Regions from separate parts of the Mus musculus genome. Here region 2 is linked to region 1. A link is a contact called in ENCODE POLR2A ChIA-PET data. All regions are on one chromosome and are shown on one strand. The core of a region is the stretch at or near the end of the contact, and the rest is flanking DNA. Distances in the headings are between cores, read along the strand shown.

Region 1 (5,045 bases), core at 1,459-3,958:
CTTGACAGTCTTTTTTTTTTTTTTTTTTTAATTAAGAGCTAATGTGGTCTCCTTGTTAATCGACAAAGACCAATGTCAGTTAAAGGACGTTTTGGTATGTTTCTCCTCCCATAGTCTTATTTTTATTCATCTTTATCTTATTCTATCCTTTCTCACCTTTGCTTGTTTGTTTGTTTGTTTGTTTGTTTACACAGGCTTTTACTTTGGCTGGCCCTAAACTCACTATGTGGAACAGGCTGTGGCTGGAGTTCACTAAGATCTCACTGCTCCCGACTCCCTGGCTTTGGGATTAAAAGTGTATTCAACCACATCCGGACCAACCATAGAATTTTGCTGCAACTACAGACTAACATGTCTCAAATCTTGCTGACAAACAGGGGCAAACGAGCTGTTTAAATTCGCAATAAAAGTTGGTCCTCTCAAAGCCCTTAATAATTTTGCTTCTGTTTCCTTGGTTTTCAAACTTCCGTTTTCTTCAGGGGCCAAGTCACAGAAATTTGGCTCTGAAGAGATACTGAAATAAAATAAGAGAATGAATAAATGCAAACTAAAAAGTAAGAGGCAGCTGTTACTTGCACAATGATTGATACAACTCTAACCATCACGCAGAGATGGCATCCCAAGTAGGGAAGCAAGTACACGTGGATCCTTCGATAGCTCAGTTGGTAGAGCGGAGGACTGTAGGTCATTGTTCTAGAAATCCTTAGGTCGCTGGTTCGAATCCGGCTCGAAGGAACCCTTGTTTTTTTTAGCGTCTGGGAGCTCGTTTCCGAAAGAATTGAGCGGGACTTTTCGTATTTGACTGACCTCAATACTACTCTCGATGTGCAAAGTAGTGACTGTAGATTTTATAATTTGTTCTCTGTAATAGTTTTTAATACTTCCAAGCAGGCTTTGACGTCATAGATCACATAACCCCACCCCTGGAGATCCTTGTGCCCTGGAATAAAGGGGCCGGCGACGACCTGTAGACACGAGGTTTGGGGCCGGGTGTGCTCCTGAACCCGCCCAGTGGCCGAGAGTGAATACAGGTCCTGTGGTTAATCGGTGGGGCACGCGCGCCCTCCAGTAGTCAGAGCGTTCTCAGCAGCTGGACCTCAGGCTCAAGTTTCTCAGTAGGCATCTTCCTATCACCTCACGGCAGGAGGAAAATCCTGTTCCTTCAAGCTTTTGGTTTAACTATGTTACGATGGTTTTGTTTCAAGAGTCTGGGGGGAAATTGGTGTAAATCAGAATGACCTGGAGACATTTTACAACCTAGGGGATGCGAATTTAAAAAGTTATACAGGCGATTTTAATGTGCTGCAAGGGCTTTAAAACGCTGCTAGAGCGTTTCTCTTAAAAAACAAACAAAACAAAACAAAACAAAACAAAACAAATGGCATTGCTGGAAACGGAATGGCAGTTTTAGGGGAGAAATGCAAGAGGAGATTTAGTTCAAAGAAAATACAGAGAAACCCTGTCTCGAAAAATAAAAAAAGAAAAGAAAAAAAAAGAAAGAAAATCTCACCTATCAGTAGCGCATATTTGCTAATTTTGTGCTAATCCTTTTAAACTGCGTTACTCCTGCTCTCAAAATCAGTTACCTGTAGAATCGTGTCAATGAGAGATTAATATTAAGTAAGACAAAGTAATTGACAAAGATTTCAGTTCAACATATCGAAAGTTGTACAAGGGTTTTTGTGCTTGCAATTTCTTGTACCTTCCATCCCATGTGTCAGAACTTTTCTCTAAGCAAATAATTTTCAGAAAGATAGAAAATAGTTCAATTTTTTTCTTTAAAGATAACGTTTGGGCCTCGGATATAAAATATATTAGATAGTCCTGGACTAGGCGTTTCTGCAAGGCACAGTAAGTTCCAACCCACAAGAGCTGGTCCTACATTTCTTTCCATATCTTGGGCTGTATTCCGGGATATTCCAGTGCCGGTAACTGAACTGAAACAAAAAAAGCAAACGACCTAGATCCAAACACCGCTATATACGCTTCCCTGTCTCAACAAAGGGAACGCGTTTGCGCGTTAACAAAGGGAAAGCTGTGAGAACTTGATAGGAAAACAGGAAATACCAACTCCAGAGCTCCAAGCCATTTCCTGGAGAACAGTGTGTGGTAGGAACTAGGCCCTTCCGGGTTGCTGAGAGAACTTCTGAAATTTAACTATAGAGGTTAGAAGTAACGGATTTGGTTGTTCTTGTTCTAGCAGGGTATGATGGGAAAAGAAACAGGCATAAATGCAAAACTGGAGAATGCGGGCATCGATCCCGCTACCTCTCGCATGCTAAGCGAGCGCTCTACCATTTGAGCTAATTCCCCTTCTGATGGTAAGTGGCTGCTACCTTACTCCCTTTTGATAACTGGATGTAATTCAATGCTCGCTGTTATTTTCAGCTCATCAAACAGAAATTGTGGGAGTGGGAGTGGGGTGGGGGTGGGGGTGGGGTGGAGGGGGTGTTAGTGTGTTTGTTGATATGATTTTTTTTATGTCTAATAAAATCCGAACAAGATGATAAAAACTGAAGTGGAGAAAGTAAAATGGAGTATTTAAGAAAGAGTTTCCTGAGTTAGGGTTGGTGTTTTATAATCCCAGAACTGCAGGGAAGGGGAAGAAAGAAGTCCTAAGGCAGGAGAATTGCCCCCTCTTTGAGGCCATCTTGTTTTACATAGCAAAAAGTGAGATTGTGGCTTGGTTGTCACGGAACAGTCCCGGGGTTACTTGCGCCCTCTATAAATGAAAGACGGTACCGCCAGTTCTGGGAATCGCACAGGGGTGCGTACAAATGGACCAGGACGCGGAGAGCACGGAAACAACGGTGCTGGGACCTTGTGCACAGAATCCAGATGCCAGATGGGAATTAAACATTCGGCCGAGAAAAGCAATCTAGTTCCCTGGGCTCGACTTTGACTCACTCCTTGGTCTGCACCAATCCTCACATCCCTCAGGTCCTCTAACTTTTACGACAGTATCCAGAAATCGATTCTTTGGTCTCTACGGCTCCAGAAGGCTCGCTCATCAAGGTCAGTCCTTTGTCTGGCTGTTTTCTTCCTTTTTTCTTTTTCTTTTTCTTTTTCTTTTTTTCTTTTTCTTTTCCTTTTTTTCCTTTCTCTTTCTTTCTCTTTCCTTTCTTCTCTTCCTTCCTTTCTTTTTTTCTTCTTTTTTTAAAATCACTGCCGGAGGCCACATGGCCAAAAGTGAAAGGGTCTGTCCTGGTTAATTTCTCTTCCCTGCAGGCACTGTTTCGAGGAGTTTCAAAATTAATTTTTCCAAAGAAAATATCGAGAAACTGGTAATTTTGTTGAGGTAGAGCCATGGCCCGAAATTCACTGTGTAGTTGAAGATGACCCCGGAGTCATGATCCTTCTGCTTTCTTTCAGAAACGTTCCATTACCTTCGATTAGAAGTGGATACATATATGATTTTGGCCTAAAAAAAAATTTGCAAAAAGGGAGAATGCAAACTTGTCCTTTTCCTTTTGGATTTACGGAGTGCCAGTATCAGGTGTGGTTCCAGGTTCCCGTTCCAGGTTCCAGATAAGGCTGTGGTGAGGTCTCGAGCAGACAAGCACAAGTCCAATTGCCTCTTCTTTTGAAAGTTCGTCAAAAAGACTTCTGCTTGTGGGCTTAATGTTTATTTCTTTAAAACTCAATAAAATCGGAGCAAGATAATTAGAACTAAAAGAGAGAAAGTGAAACATTTAAGTCAGTGATTCTAGAGCCAGCTGTGGGGTGGTGTATCTCAGCAGCGGGGGTGGGTGGTGGGGGTGAGTTGGAGGCCTGCCTGGATAGCTTCATGAATACCAGCTAGTCAGAGCTAGAAAACAAGTCCTGTAAATATGAAGAAATAAATGAATAAACAAATAGGGAAAGGAAATAAAAGAAAAAGAAACACACATCCCGAAATTTGACCCCATGTCTCTGAACTGTGCAAAAAGCCCATACGAGGTCTTTCCAGGGACTTTAGACCACCCGCAACACTAGCTTTTCTCTTTTGCTTATTTATTACAGTCAGGGTTGACAAAAAGAGAATGGTTTTCTGTGGGAAGAAACTCCCTCCACATAAGAGATTTTAAATTTCACATGCTGAAATTGTATAACGAAACCCACTGTTATTCCTCTTATAGTCAGACTTGAGCTGACACTCACCACTGTCTAGATTCTTCCTTCTTATCAGACAGAATCTGCCCAATCTGACCTCTATTTATCCTTCAAATGACTGAGAAGTGTAGGCATGGAACAGGATCAAAAGACTAGCCCATTTCCAAGGCTCAGATCCATCTGCTGTGTGACTACACTCGCTGTAAGAGGTTTCCAGCAGGAACAAATTTTTGGGTTCCAGTAATACTGGACTGGTTGTTAACTTCCCAAATGCTCAGTTGTGGTCGAAGATGAGGAATATCTTAAAATTCACACTGAAGTTTCGGCATTTGCTAAATGGTGCCACATCCTGACTTTCAGGAAGAAATACCCAAGCACCAAAATACACTGGCCATGGCTGTCTACAACCCACAACTGGCTTCCCTGGTGGTCTTGTACTTGATGTAACCATATCATTTATCTAGCAAATCTAGATAAATCTAAGAGAAAGGAGGTAATCAGAAAGGACAGGGCGGCTACAGAACGTCTAGGAAAGGGTCAAGGACAGGGAATCTTACTAGTTTTTTTGTCTTTCTTGTTTTTTATATATACTCAGGAAACCATGAGCATCACTATATAGAATATATCCAATGTTTGAGAACACCTAGTTATAACATCAACAAAGCAAAATCGAGACCATATAATATTACTATGTATATACTACATATATCTTTCAATAGCTCAGTAGAGCAGAATATATAGACAGTATATACACTATTGCAGAGTATATGAGTATATATACAGTAAATATGTACCTATTTCTGAGGCTTTCGATAGTTCAGTTGGTAGAGCGGAGGACTGTAGAGTATTAACGTTGGTGATCCTTAGGTCGCTGGTTCGAGTCCGGCTCGAAGGAAGGGAGTGTTTTGATGGGTCGTTGTATTCTGTTTTTAAACCAGGAATTAGATATATGT
Region 2 (4,609 bases), core at 1,700-4,199, 35 kb before region 1:
TTAGTATTAGTAGCAGTATTTGGTTTTTCGAGATAGGGTTTCTCTGTGTATCCCTGGCTGTCCTGGAACTCACTCTGTAGACCAGGCTGGCCTTGAACTCAGAAATCCGCCTGCCTCTGCCTCCCAAGTGCTGGGATTAAAGGGGTGCACCACCACGGCCTTATTTTTCTTATTTTTCATTTGTGTGTCTGTGTGTGTGCTCAATTGTGGGTTTGTGCACACAAGGGCAAATGCTCCAGCAGTCCAAAGAGTGTCGGACCCCTGGGAGCTGGCATCCCAGGTGGCCATGAACCACTTGACATAGGTTCTCTACAAGAGCAGTCCATGTTCTTAACTGCTGAAACATCTCTTCAACCCAACTGTTAATATTTTTGTTCTTCACTCAAATAAGCTAGGATGGAACATTTAAATGTATTGTATACGTCATTTTAAAATACAAATTGCCCACAACTGATGAGGCAAGAGTTCGGAGTAAAGTTCTGAAACTGCTATCTTGATAATATGCATTTCCTGTAGGTATGAAGGAGATGAGTGTGGCATTTCTGGATAGCATTCAGATACACAGGGATTGTTACATTCTCAGTCCTCATGCCAGTCCTCAGCATGCAGAAAATATTAAGCAAAGAAGTAATAAAATCAGATTTGTGCTTGGGAACAGCACACAACCTAGCAGCCAATCAGGCCAACGAGAGTAGCTAGCTTTGTTCTTAATCATAGTAATTTTTAAAAATTAAATAAAATTGAGAAGAAATGTTGTCAAAAATATAAAGCACTTACTTTAAAATTTGTTTTTAATTTATTTTTCATTTATGTGGATGCATGTTAGTCTGTCATGTGTGTGTGGATACCTGGGAGGCCCCTGGAATTTTAATTACGGACCATGTGGGAGCTGGGAGCTGAGCCCGGGCCCTCTGCAAAAGCAGCCAGCGCTCTTAACTTCTAAGCCATCTCCTCAGACTTCAAATATAATACAATTATTAACTTTAATTTTTAAAAAGTCCACACAGAAAGAAGACCAGACCTCAAAATAGACAGCGACTGGTCTGGAGGACTCCAGTCTAGATTTTACCGAGTGGTCAGCTAATCCAAGAGAAATGCCCAGCCTTGTTACACCACAAAGGTGATAATGATGATACTAAATTTCACTAATTTTCATATAAGCATGTAAGATAATACCTCTTGTTGCTTGCAGGCCTGAAGGACACTCTTTAGGATGCTATGATCTTTTTAATATTGTAGGGAAGGTCACTGATAACATATATATTTATGCCCTTTGAGTCAATGGCTTTATTCATGGAACTGGATCAAACAGCATATCGGGTAGTTATCATAGTTAGAAACAAAGAGCTACAAATAAAAATGCATATCTTTTTTCTATTTTCTTCTTCTTCCTCCCTCCTCCTCTTCCTCCTTTTCTTTCTTGTTTCTTCCTTTTTTTTTTTTTTTCCCAGGCAGGCTCTCACTGCATTGCTCTAGTTGTCCAGGAACTTGATCTGTAGATCAGGCTGGCCTCAAACTCTTCCTACCTCTGCCTCCCGAATGCTAGGAATAGAAGCATGTGTTAGCATGTCTGTTTTACTGTGCGTTTAAAAAAAAAAAGTTTATCTTGCCCTTACTGTTTGCTACAGGCTAGTAAAACAAACAGACATGGTAGATCGATCTATCTGAGTTACAAAAACAGACCTCCTTCGAGCCGGATTCGAACCAGCGACCTAAGGATTTCCAGGTCGAATACTCCTACAGTCCTCCGCTCTACCAACTGAGCTATCGAAGGATACCATGTATAGTGCCTAGCAAAGTCACAAGTAGCTTAGAGGAGCCACTATGCCTGATTTTAAGCAGTGCTGGGATCTAACTCAGGGCTTCATGAATGCTAGATGGACCTTCTACCAAATGCCAAGTGCATTCTTTTTTTTTTTTTTTTTAATTAGGTAATTTCCTCATTTACATTTCCAATGCTATCCCAAAAGTCCTCCATACCCTCCCCCCGAAGTGCAGTCTTTATACTAGAAAAAGAACTAGAAATCTCATAATCTTCGCAAATATATGCGTATTAGCTATGCTATGAACTATGCAGGAAAACTTACTATGAACTTATCACTATGAACTGATATATATTGTTCTTAAATTTTATTTTATATTTATGTACAGCATAGAAACAATCATTGATAAAACTGTTTTTTTTCTTTATCTTTGCATTTTTTCAGTAATAAATGAAAATTCAAAACCAAATAAGAAATTGCTGATCTCATGACTGATGGCAGGGTGAAGCGCCAGGTCCTTGTGCAGTTATACCTTGAAGGTGGACATCCAGTGGACTCCTGCCACCCACACCCACATTCCTGAAGGTGTCTCATGGAAAAGATCAGGGAGGGAGAGCTGCAGCCATTGTGGACTCACTCTTTAGCTATTCACAGATGTAATGACAAAGTAATTTACTTTCTGGGCTCCTATTCTCTTGCCTGTTTTGTTTCCAATACTGTTTGTGTCTAATACTTTTCCAACTTGGCATAATTCAAACAAGGTATTAGTAACATTAGTCTTTTTCTTAAAAGTAACAAACACCCCACTCTCTTTTGTTTTGTTCTCCATATGTAGCTCTTGCAAGTCTGGATCTTGCTATGAAGCCCAGACTGGCCTTAAACTTACAATGACCCCCGCCTGCGCCCCCCCCTCCCCCCCCATGAACTTGGGTTAAAAGAACTGAAGCCACAGAGTTAAATTCACAGGCTGATGGCCTCATGACTCATTTCAGTTGCTCAAGTCTTCTTTCTTTTTGTCCCCATTCCCTATATTCGGTACAGCTCTTTAATGCATATATCGTTCTCTTAGGGGAGGAGGATGAACCCAAACTACCTGACCACTAATCTGTAGTCCACATGTTTAAAAGGCTGCTCCTCCCCCCACCCCGAATAAATACACTTGGCCACCTGTGGGCAGGCTTCTCTAACAGCACACAGCCTTCTTCCTTCTGAAGAGCTCTCTCTTTGGCCCCGGGGTGACAAGCAGCCCTTTTCACTTGATCACTGTGGCTCTGGCTCCCTTTTCCTCTGGGTCTGTCGAAATCGGTAGGTGCTTCACTCTCAGCTCAGCTCTCTTTGTCTCTTCTCTGTACTAGGCTTTCTGTTCCTCAAGCTCTTCAGCTCTGCCTCTCCCCTCTCTCTCAGACTTTGTCAAGACTGTATGTACCTCACGGTGTAACTCCCAGAGATCACCCTCCTGAGAGCTGCTGGGCTTACAGTTGAGAAACACACCTTGTCTTTCTCTCCTCCTTCGTTTCATTTCATGTTCTCCATTTCTACCTCCGTGGCTTTATCTTCATTATCACTTCTAAACACGAATAACAAAGTATCCCACTCGATTCGATTTTACTTTATTGTTTTATTGTTATTGTAAATGAGGAGATTTCTTCATTATCTACAACTGTGCCTCGCGGCTCCATTCTGGAGGCAGTCGAGGGCTGGAGGACCAGACGTACAGAGGAAGGGTATGGGGCAGGCGCTGTTGTAAAATGGACTGAAAATGACCCTGTAGGGGAAATACAGAGCCCTCCAGGTTGGAAGAAACTGGTGGAGAACAGGGCGCTTGCGGAACCCATAGTTACCTCCTGACTGTTTCTCTCCCAGCCTGAAGCTCTTGGCGGGCTTCATTGCCCCAGTTAGCTCAGAGATGGCAGTTCCCACCAACTCCTGCCTCCTGGTCTGTCTGCTCACCCTCACTGTCCTACAGCTGCCCACGCTGGATTCGGGTAAGTTTCTGTTCTAGCCTTCTCTTTCTCGCAAAGTTGGAAGGTCCCTATAAATAAATACCTCTGACCCGGTTTGGCTCCTGGTGGGGGGACCTTCACCACAATCCAGTGAGTTCAAAGGAAACCCACTGCGGGAGGTAATACACACCTGCAATTGCAGCACCAGGTGGGCCCAGGCAGATTTTTCTGAGGTCAAAACCTGCCTGGTCTACATAGAGATAGCCAGAGCATCCAGGGTTACGTAGGGAGCGCCTAGTTGTTTTTCCTTTAAATCAAAGGAATTGGAACGCTAAGTGTGGTGGTGGTGCACCCCTGTAATGATCGCACTTGAGAATTGAGGGCAAGGAGCTCAAGGCTACATAGTGAGCTGGAGGCCACCTTGGGATTTATGAGATCCAGTCTGAAAAATAAACAGAAGAAAAGAAATAGCAGCCACCCCGAGTTCCTTTCTTTACAAGGAGACTGGCCGGTAGGTCCTCCATCCCAACCCATCGTCCTATCTGACCTTGTTTATTACAGCAGCTCCCTTCGATGTGACCGCACCTCAGGAGCCAGTGTTGGCCCTAGTGGGCTCAGATGCCGAGCTGACCTGTGGCTTTTCCCCAAACGCGAGCTCAGAATACATGGAGCTGCTGTGGTTTCGACAGACGAGGTCGACAGCGGTACTTCTATACCGGGATGGCCAGGAGCAGGAGGGCCAGCAGATGACGGAGTACCGCGGGAGGGCGACGCTGGCGACAGCCGGGCTTCTAGACGGCCGCGCTACTCTGCTGATCCGAGATGTCAGGGTCTCAGACCAGGGGGAGTACCGGTGCCTTTTCAAAGACAACGACGACTTCGAGGAGGCCGCCGTATACCTCA

What was found. ChIA-PET counts read pairs that join two places held with the same protein, here RNA polymerase II (POLR2A).
Region 2: POLR2A ChIA-PET joins it to region 1 with 15 read pairs in Patski. The contact joins the promoter of Btn1a1 here to the promoter of C230035I16Rik in region 1. POLR2A ChIA-PET finds 5 or more read pairs at or near these places in 3 of 5 experiments (Patski and embryonic stem cell).

What each region holds. Positions count from the first base shown.
Region 1 is chr13:23,428,680-23,433,724 of GRCm38, reverse strand. It overlaps C230035I16Rik (RIKEN cDNA C230035I16 gene), which reads left to right and starts at 2,708. Exons shown (of 4, transcript NR_015492.1): 1 at 2,708-3,015; 2 at 3,373-3,496. n-TAagc13 (a tRNA gene) reads right to left here and starts at 2,313; the gene lies at 2,241-2,313. It overlaps n-TYgta6 (a tRNA gene), which reads left to right and starts at 4,899; the gene lies at 4,899-4,987. It overlaps n-TYgta7 (a tRNA gene), which reads left to right and starts at 648; the gene lies at 648-735. It also overlaps Gm40833.
Region 2 is chr13:23,464,241-23,468,849 of GRCm38, reverse strand. It overlaps Btn1a1 (butyrophilin, subfamily 1, member A1), which reads left to right and starts at 2,949. Exons shown (of 8, transcript NM_013483.3): 1 at 2,949-3,068; 2 at 3,627-3,748; 3 at 4,268-4,609. The coding sequence starts at 3,670. Gm52036 (a long non-coding RNA gene) reads right to left here and starts at 4,426. Exons shown (of 2, transcript XR_003950563.1): 1 at 4,254-4,426; 2 at 3,362-4,148. It overlaps n-TYgta8 (a tRNA gene), which reads right to left and starts at 1,774; the gene lies at 1,685-1,774.